Regions from separate parts of the Mus musculus genome. Here region 1 is linked to region 2. Evidence: chromatin loops called from intact Hi-C (ENCODE). Cell type or tissue: heart. All regions are shown on one strand. Links, peaks and the distances in the headings refer to the core of each region. The heading gives the core; the rest is flanking DNA. Region 1 holds the start of Lpcat3 (lysophosphatidylcholine acyltransferase 3). Region 2 holds the start of Grcc10 (gene rich cluster, C10 gene).

Region 1 (4,314 bases), core at 315-4,314, 78 kb before region 2:
CTTGAACTCAGAAATCCGCCTGCCTCTGCCTCCCAAATGCTGGGATTAAAGGCGTGTGCCACCACGCCCGGCTCAGATACGCTCAGTTCTAACACAGTTATTTCTTCTTTCCTATAGAGTACATAATTCCTCTCTACACAACTCACTAGTTTTAAGAAAAAAAAAAAAAAAGAGTTGAAATGACTTTTTTTTCTCTGTGTGTAGCCCTGGCTGTCCTAGAACTGGCTCTGTAGACCAGGCTGGTCTTGCCCGAGTGCTGCAACTAAAGATGTGTGCCACCACTGTCTGGCAAATGACTTTTTAAAAAAATGTCTTAATTAGGGTTTCTATTGTGATAAAACAAAACAACCCAAACAAAAAAAAACGGCCATGACCAGAGCAGCTTGAAGGGGAAAGGGGTTATTTGTCTTCCACTTCCAAGAAACTCAAGGCAGGGCAGGAACTCAAGGTAGGAACCTGAGGCAAAATACAGCAGCAGAGGCTCAACCTGCCTTCTTCTGTAATCCATTACCACCTGCCCACGCATGTTCCTTTAATCCCAGCACTCAGGAGGCAGCCGCGGGAAGATCTTTTGAGTGCCAGGCCAACATGTTCTACATAGGGAGTTCCAGACCAGCCAGGACTACACAGTGACACCCTGTCTTAAACCAGATAATAATAAAGTTAAAAAGTCAGATATGAGGACTCACTTCCATAATCCTAGCATTCCTGTGTCAGAATGGGATGTAGAGACAGAGGGATGGGCCGGAAGCTCACATATGCAGCCCTTGCGAGTCTGAGTCAGGAGAATCAAAGTTCAAAGCCAGCCTGAGCTGTAGAGTTCCAAAGTTCCAAGCCATCCTGGACTAGACCAGGTTGGCCTTAAACTCACAGAAATCCTCCTGCCTCAGCTTCTGTAGTGCTGGAATTAAAGGCTTACACCACCATGCCCTGCTCACCTTTAAAAAAAATTATTAGTGTATGTGGATGAGTGTGTGTGTGTGTGTGATGTATGTATGTTTGAATGTGGGGACAGGCATGTCATGATACATGTGTAAAACTCAGAGGACAACTTTTAGGAACTGGTTCTCTCTTCCTATCTTGAGTCCCAGCAATCAAAGTCCAGAGTCAGCCAGGCATTTACAGCAAGCACCGCCCCCCGGCCCCCCGCAACCTGCTGCGCCATCCCACTGCTGTGCCCAGTACCACACCTTTAAACAGAACTACCTTGCCGGGCGGTGGTGGTGCACGCCTTTAATCCCAGCACTTGGGAGGCAGAGGCAGGTGGATTTCTGAGTTCGAGGCCAGCCTGGTCTACAAAGTGAGTTCCAGGACAGCCAGGGCTACACAGAGAAACCCTGTCTCGAAAAACCAAAAAAAAAAGAAAAAAAAAAAAAAAACTACCTGGTGATGAATATTCACATCAGTCAAGTGATTGTCTAAGATCTTCAGTCTCACATGAAGAAGGGGATGACATCAGAAAGGGATACATTTGGCTCTCTGTGCAGGCCAGTGGTTCTCAACCTGTGGCTCTCAACCTCTCTAGCAACCCTCTATCTCCAAAAAATATTTGCATGATGATTCATAACAGTAGCAAAATTACAGTTATGAAGTAGTAACAAATATAATTTTAGGGTTGGAGGATCACTACAGCATGAGGAAGTATATTAAAGGGTTGCAGCATTAGGCTGAGAGCCACTGGTCTAGGTTATGCCTAGATTAGAAAATCTTAATCCAGGAAGGTTGTAGTCTGCACTTTTCAGGAAGAGTAAAGCAGTTCATATTTAAAAAGAATGGCAGTGCTGGCAGGCTGGCTCTGTGGTTAAGAGAGAATATTGCTCTTGCAGAGGGCCTGCATTCAATTCCCAGCACCCATATCACACCATTCACAATTTCCTGTAACACCCAGACACCGGGGATAGGAAATCTTCATCTACACACCACCCACAGAGGCACAACCCTATTATTAAAAATAAAGCATTTTAAATTAAAATTTAATTAATTAAAATAATTGCGAGCCAGAGAGATAGCTCAGCGCGTTACAGCACTTGCCAGCACTGAGTTCAATCGTCAAAATCCACATGGCAAAAGACAGAGCAGTCTCCTGAAAGTTGTCTTCTGGCCTTCATGTGTGTTCTGTGGCAAAAACTAGCCCTTCCTCCAACATACCCCAATATATACACAAATAAATGTAAAAAAAAATGCCTTTAAGTATAAATAAAAGGACATATGAAAAGGCAGGAGACATAGCTCAGTGGTCCAATGCTTCCTTAGCACACGTAAAGCCTACGTTCAATTTCCCAGTAAAAAAAAAAAGGGGGGGGGGGGGCTGGAAAAAAGTATAAAATGCCATGGAAGTGTAAGCCATAGCTGAACTTTTTAGGACAAGAACTTGTGAACCCCTTTGTTACACACCCCATACACTGTCACTTTCCCTGGGGTCAATCAGTGGGAAGTGACACTGCATAGGAGGAAAGGGCTCCTATTTTGCTTCATGCCTCTAGTGCTTGAACTTTCATCAGGAACATACATTACTTAAGCCGTGACAAAACTAGCCTAACTGTTAATTAAAGCGGCAAGTGTTAAGTAGGCTCTTTTTAATATAAATAGGCAGATCCTAATTTCATTGCCTCCGGAGAGAAGGTCCGTTTTACTATAGAAAGGGAACTCTGCATAAGGACTAGGGTTGTAGCTCCGGCAGGAGAGCGTGCACGCGGCACCGGTTCGAGTCCCAGTACTTGAACAACCGAAAAGGACCTGCATCGGGAAGAGCTACGTAGCATTAAAGGGTGTTCTTGGGCCCCTGGGCTCCCCCAGAGCCTTCAGGAAAGGGCTGGGAATGCAGGACCCTCGCTCTCCCCCCCTCCCCCGCCCCCGAGGAGACACCGTTAGGGGGCGCTCGTGGGGTGACAGCAGACATTCGCTCCGCTCCGTTACATGCCCCAGTAACCCCAGCGCCGGCGACCGAGAGTAACCTCGCGGTCTGGTGACGCCCCCGCCCCCCCCCGCCCCCCCCCCGCCCCGACTCTCGCCTGCTCCTGTCTCAACCAATGGGAAGGCAGCGAGCAAGCCGGCCGGACACCCGTCCGACCCACTCCTGCCCGGAGCCGTCCGGACCGAGTTGTACTGTCACCTCGCCTCGCGCTCCCGCCTGCTCCAATAGCAGCTGGGTCGCGATCGCAAGCCCCGCCCCGCCCCGCCGGCCCGGCCCGTTTCCCTTCCTCACGGGAGTCACCTTTGCCTTACAAACGCTCGGCCCCGCCCTCTTCCTACCTTGCTGCGCTCGGCCCCGCCCCCGGCTGGCTCGACCAATAATCGGGTGGGTCTAGAGGCTCTGGGCGGGCCCGCAGCCAATGCGCACGCCGTGGGCGGGCCCCCGGCCGGAATTGGGGGTGAAGCCACCGCGTTCTGCCCACATTCGGGGCGCGGAGCTGGGGGTCCCCGGGGGGCGCCCGCAGTTAAGATGGCGTCTACAGCGGACGGGGACATGGGAGAGACGCTGGAGCAGATGCGGGGGCTGTGGCCGGGTGTCGAGGATCTGAGCCTTAACAAGTTGGCGACGTCTCTGGGCGCGTCGGAACAGGCGCTGCGGCTCATCTTCTCCATCTTCCTGGGTAAGGACCCTCCTGCCTGCCTCTGCCCCCTCGTGGAGTCCCAAGGAAATGGGCAGAATGGGGTCTGGGGACAGGACCTGTCTGTCTGCCCCGAACCTGGGACCCAGGAGGGCTTGGGGGTGCGGGTCATCAAGCACACCAGCCAGCTATCGAAGGGAAGACAAGTCTGGTCTCAAGTCTGGGGGCCCGTACCCTCTGAACCTCTTCCCATTTTCTTTGGCCCATACTGTGCCCTTTGGCTCCTCAGTCACCTCCCGCCTTGTCATCGATATGCCGGACTGTGCCCTTGCGACCTATGTCTGTCTGTGGCTCTCAAGAGTTCGACTGTGGCCATGAGTACTACTTATTTGTTATTAACAGCTCCCATCATGCGCTCTCCTTACGAGAGGCATAGGCCCTCGAACTTAAGATATTTTAGCCCTACGGGCCTCCTCTGCCCGATTATTTCATACTATGTCTTCTCGGTCTATTTTGTGTATTGCCAACGTATAGTGTACTTTCATCTCTTTTCTGTCCACTTTCTAGTATTTTCTTGTACCATATTGCTTTCCCCCTTAGCCGCCCACCTGTCATTTACTCTGGAATACATTCTTACACTGGGCTTGGGAAACAGCACTATTAACAACCTTAAAAACTCCATGCTTGTTCCAAGGGACTATTATTCATATGGTTCAAAGGATGTGATGTACCTGAATTTATGTCGCAACAAGCTGTGTTATAT
Region 2 (4,381 bases), core at 194-4,193:
GCTCAAACATCATCTGGAAGCCCTCCCTGTCAGCCAATTATGTCTCCAGAATACATCACTTGCTGCTTCTTTTCCTGCGTGTTAGTTAGTTAGTGCTTCGGCCATCTGAAATAATCCTAGTTATTGCCTGTGTATTCACTCTGTCATCTCTGGCTGGAATGCCTGCTCTCTAAGCAGAGATCATGTCTGCCTCATATTCATATTACCAACAAACATCGTCATCAGTACCTGTCCACCATGTCTGCTCACCATTCATCTATCAAAGTTTGCTTTCTTTGGGGAACAGTGAAAGAACCAAACTGTCTGTGTGTGGGGGTACGTGGGGTGTCTAGGAATGGAAGAGCTTTCTCAAATGTGCCCTCAGACTGCCATGTCTGAGGTGATGCGAGCTACACAAGGGGGAAAGAGATCCTAGACAAGAGGCAGAAGCAGGAGGACCACAGGCCAGTGGTTAAAAATAAGAAAAGATTTGGGGTGGGGGCGGGGGAAGAGGCAGAGGAAATGAGCCTGGAGGTCTTGTATCTTGTGGTAAGGAGAGAGAGTTCACAGGGACAGGACGGGGACCCAGGGCAGGGGTATTAGTGGGAGTAGACTATTTTTGTAGGCATATTTGTTGAGGGTGTGAACAATGTCCATCCACCTAGACAAACAGGAGTCTGTGGGACACACACAAGTGGTGGAGGGGACTTACCCGCGGGACAACATCTCCCGGGAGGAGTGGGGAGAAGTCACAGGCAAAGGGCGACGGGGGCGGGGCCAATCGAGTGGCACAGCTGTTCAGGGATCCAGACCTTCAGGAAGAATATATTTCGTTTCTTGGCCACTTCCTCCTCTATCCAGCCTGTCAAACCAATGGGACTCTGAGGCCAAGCCCCTGGATTACAGGTCTCTGAGAGAAGAACGGTGGGGCGGGGCTGGCCAGAGTCCGCCCGCCCACCACGGCCAAATTCCCCAGAGGACTGCAGGAGTGCAGCAGGCTTCAGGCCTGTCCAGGCCTACTTCCCTGGGAAGGGGAGGAGCCACCTGCTGTTCTACCTGGAGCTCAAACTGCTGGAGCAGAAGGAGGGCGGGTAGAAGCAAAGCCCAGGAAGTAACCCTAGCCAAGGGACCGCCCTCGGAAGAGTACCTCTCTGACAGTGGAAAGCAGAGAGCCCAAAGAAGAGCCTGGGCCCGCTGCTCTAGGAGGTGCCACCTTTGTGAGCAAACCTCCCAGGGTACCAAGAGGCCCATCTTAGCCTCCCACACCCTAGGTCTCATGAGAGCAGGGTTGGTCCCAGCGAAGAGGATAGAAAGGGTCTAAAGGAGGGGAAAGGCTAGAGGCGGCTGGGTGGCAACAAGAGGGGGTAATCAGGACTACAAATGACTGACACAAAGGTTTAGTCACAAGTACATTTATTATCCTCTGGAACACAAGGGCCGCCTCCACAGCAGCAGCACACATACGAGAACCAATCTCAGGAGGCTGCCACACTGCTTCCAGAAGCAGGCCCATGGGGCGGCAGTGTCATGGGTGGCAGGAACAGGGCCTTCAGCTTGCCTGACAGGCTGGCAATCTCGGGATCCTGGGCTTCATAAGACTTGACCAGGCGGGCAAACTTAAGGACACCTGCAATCAGAAGCAAGTCAAGCCACACTGCTGGGGACCAGTGTGTGGAGGCAGCCAAGGGGGCTCCCTAGAGCAGAAGATCTCCTTTCGTCAGGCAGCCATCTGCAATAGAGGACAATTCACCCCCATGTCCTGCATGGCTTCAACCAACCCCGCCCCGGTTTTCACTAGGCACAACTGGATGCAATATAAAAAAGCCCTAAAACAGCTGGGCCTGCCCTTAATCCCAGCACTCGGGAGGCAGAGGTAGGTGGGTCTCTTGAGTTCGAGGCCTGCCTGGTCTACAGATTGAGTTCCAAGATAGCCAGGGCTACACAGAGAAACCCTGTCTCAAACAAACAAACAAAAAATTAAAAAGCATTATGTTTTCAGTCTCGGGTGAACCACGTTCAGCAGCTTAGCCTCAAGCAGCCTGATTTGAAAGAGACTCCCTGGTAGTCCTGGCTAGCTAACAAACAAACAAACAAACAAACAAACACAAAATTAATAAACAACTGTCCTTGGGAAGAGAGGGCTCAACCTGCCACACCAAACCTATTAGCCAAAAGGCAGACAAGAAAGAGTTCAGGTACACGAGAGAGTTCAGGTTAGAGCTGGGCCCAGTGACTCAAGCCTGTCACTTACTCAAAAGGCTGAGAAAGGTGGGTCTCTGGTTCAAGGCCATTCTGGGCAACTTACTGCGATCCTGACTCGGGGAGAGCTGGGAAGTTCGAGGGCCATGGAGAAACACTTGCCTATGTAGGGCTTTGGACTCTAGAGCCAGAACTTTTGTTTGGTGGGTTTTTGTTTTTTCAAGACAGGGTTTTCTTTGTATAGCCATGGCTACCCTGGAACTCCTCACCCTACATACCAGGCTGGCCTTGAACTCAGAGACCTGCCTGCCTCTGCTTCTCAAATGCTGGGATGAAAGGCCACTGTGGCCATGCCTGGCTTCAAGAGCCATAACTTTTCAGGCGGGGCTTAAGTCTAGTCCCTGAACTGTGAGTGGCAATGTTTGATGTGACTGCCGCCCTGTGGCGAGAAAAAGATCGATCGGGGGGGGGGGGGGGCATCATCATGCGTCCCACCCCCAGTCCATTCCTTTGCCAAGCCCTGTGGGACCCACCTTCCCCGTCGCAGCTGAAGCCATAGGCTTTAATAACCTCTTGTTGGATCTGTGTGGCTACGGGCAGCACAAATTGCAGCATCTTGCCCATATCGTTGCACGCATTGTCTCTAGCCTCGTCCATGCGCACGGCATTCTCTGGGGCCGAGAACGCTTGAATCACCTCCGCCAGGACCACTGCGAGACGGAAGCATCCCAGAGAGGTCCGCGGAGGACGGCGGGCGAGCCCAGAGGAGGGAAGAGGCAGGGAATTAGTGGGCCGAGGCCTGCAAGCAACCCGATAAGCTTGTCCTCCCAACCCTTCGCCCTAATGGGCAAGGGCCCCACTTGGAGAGGCAAAGAATAGTATCGCGCCCTCCCCCCAGAAGACGGCCCACACCCAGACTAGGCTCTTTCCTCACCCTTGGCCTGCTCCGCGCTCAGGGCCGCGGGCTGAGCCGAGGCGGACGCCATAGAACGCCACTCGGTGCTTGAGTAGTGGGAACACAGAAGAGATCCGGAGAACCCTGCAGCCAGCCACCTCCCCCACGGATGCAGGCCAGAGGAGGCAGAAAGGAAGCGGGACCGCACGAGGCGGAAGTCTCAGAGCGTGGCTCTAGCACATACGCGTTTCCTAGGAAACCAGAGAAGGATCAAAGCCCCTCTCACACACCGGGGAGCGGGGAAGAGAACTGTTTTGCTTTCATTGTAGACCAGTGAAATTGGGAGGGGTTTTCCGACCGAAGTCAGAAAACCTGCTAGACAAATTCTAAAAGAGCTGTAACACTTGCGGAAGTGCGTCTGTAGCGAGCCAGGGAAGGACATCAACTCCACTTTCGATGAGGGTGAGATCAAGGTGCCATTTCCACACCCCTCCACTGATATGTGAATCACAAAGCACAGTTCCTTATTCGGTTCGATAAACAATATTCTAAAAGACTATTAAAACCGCTCGTTTCTTGAGTTTGTGACCGCTTGTAAAGGCTATGCAAATGAGTCAGTGCTGATTGGCTGAAAACAGCCAATCACAGCTCCTATGTTGTTAAAAAAAAAAAAAGAGCTTCGCGAGATTAAAGGCTTGGAGCTAAAGCCGAAGTGAATCGGACTTAAGTAGTGGCAGGCGATGTGGCCCGATGTCTTGTAGTCTCATCCTTACAAGTTCCCCACACTGCAAAGACTCTGGAACATCAGGCCCGACCGGGCATAGCGCCACATTTCTGTGATACCAGCACAAAAGCTGAGAAGTTCAAGGCCAGCTTGGGCTCCATGGCCCTGCTTCATTAAAAATAGAGGGGTTGCAAAGATGGCTCACCCTGCTTGGCAATTCCTAACTGCCCTAACTCCAAGCTACAGGGACCCAACAGCTTCTGGTCTCTTTTGAGGCCTTGCATTCATAAGCGCAGACATGAGCTCATACACCTAACTATTAGTAAATCTTTTACAAATACTAATCTTATTGGCCTCCATGTTATACACCTTTAACTGTTTCAAATCATAAACTATGCTGAGAAGGGATTCAGATCTCTGAAACTGTCTCTGGAGCACTCTGGTGGCACATTATGTCAGTGATGTACTTCCAAGGGCTGAGTAGGTCTTAGATTTGCTTATGCTTGCTGTGCGCCTATTCTTGCTCTGAACGGCCTCAGGAGCCTGAACTCCCCAATCTAAAGGTCTAGGACAGGGCACCCCAT

Evidence for each region. A loop is a pair of places that touch in the nucleus more often than their neighbours do. Peaks named below come from ENCODE experiments on the same cell type or tissue, not always from the same donor. Only the 100,000 strongest peaks of a DNase experiment are listed, where the experiment ranks them.
Region 1: it touches region 2 in a loop (4-fold over the local background); 10 of 42 quality-filtered maps call a loop at or near these places.

The regions. Positions count from the first base shown.
Region 1 is chr6:124,659,767-124,664,080 of GRCm38, forward strand. It overlaps Lpcat3 (lysophosphatidylcholine acyltransferase 3), which reads left to right and starts at 3,338. Exons shown (of 13, transcript NM_145130.2): 1 at 3,338-3,593. The coding sequence starts at 3,443. In heart, for the core only: CTCF peaks have their summits at 2,812 and 3,633 (motif pointing left); a DNase peak (open chromatin) is centred at 3,115; H3K4me3 peaks cover 2,015 bases; H3K27ac peaks cover 1,606 bases.
Region 2 is chr6:124,737,808-124,742,188 of GRCm38, forward strand. It overlaps Grcc10 (gene rich cluster, C10 gene), which reads right to left and starts at 3,262. Exons shown (of 3, transcript NM_013535.2): 1 at 3,113-3,262; 2 at 2,712-2,888; 3 at 1,376-1,606. The coding sequence starts at 3,164. The coding sequence ends at 1,455. Rnu7 (U7 small nuclear RNA) reads right to left here and starts at 3,479; the gene lies at 3,418-3,479. It also overlaps a transcript of Ptpn6 not described here. In heart, for the core only: CTCF peaks have their summits at 2,606 and 2,849; DNase peaks (open chromatin) are centred at 924, 2,744, 3,294, 3,844 and 1 weaker place; H3K4me3 peaks cover 3,013 bases; H3K27ac peaks cover 3,040 bases.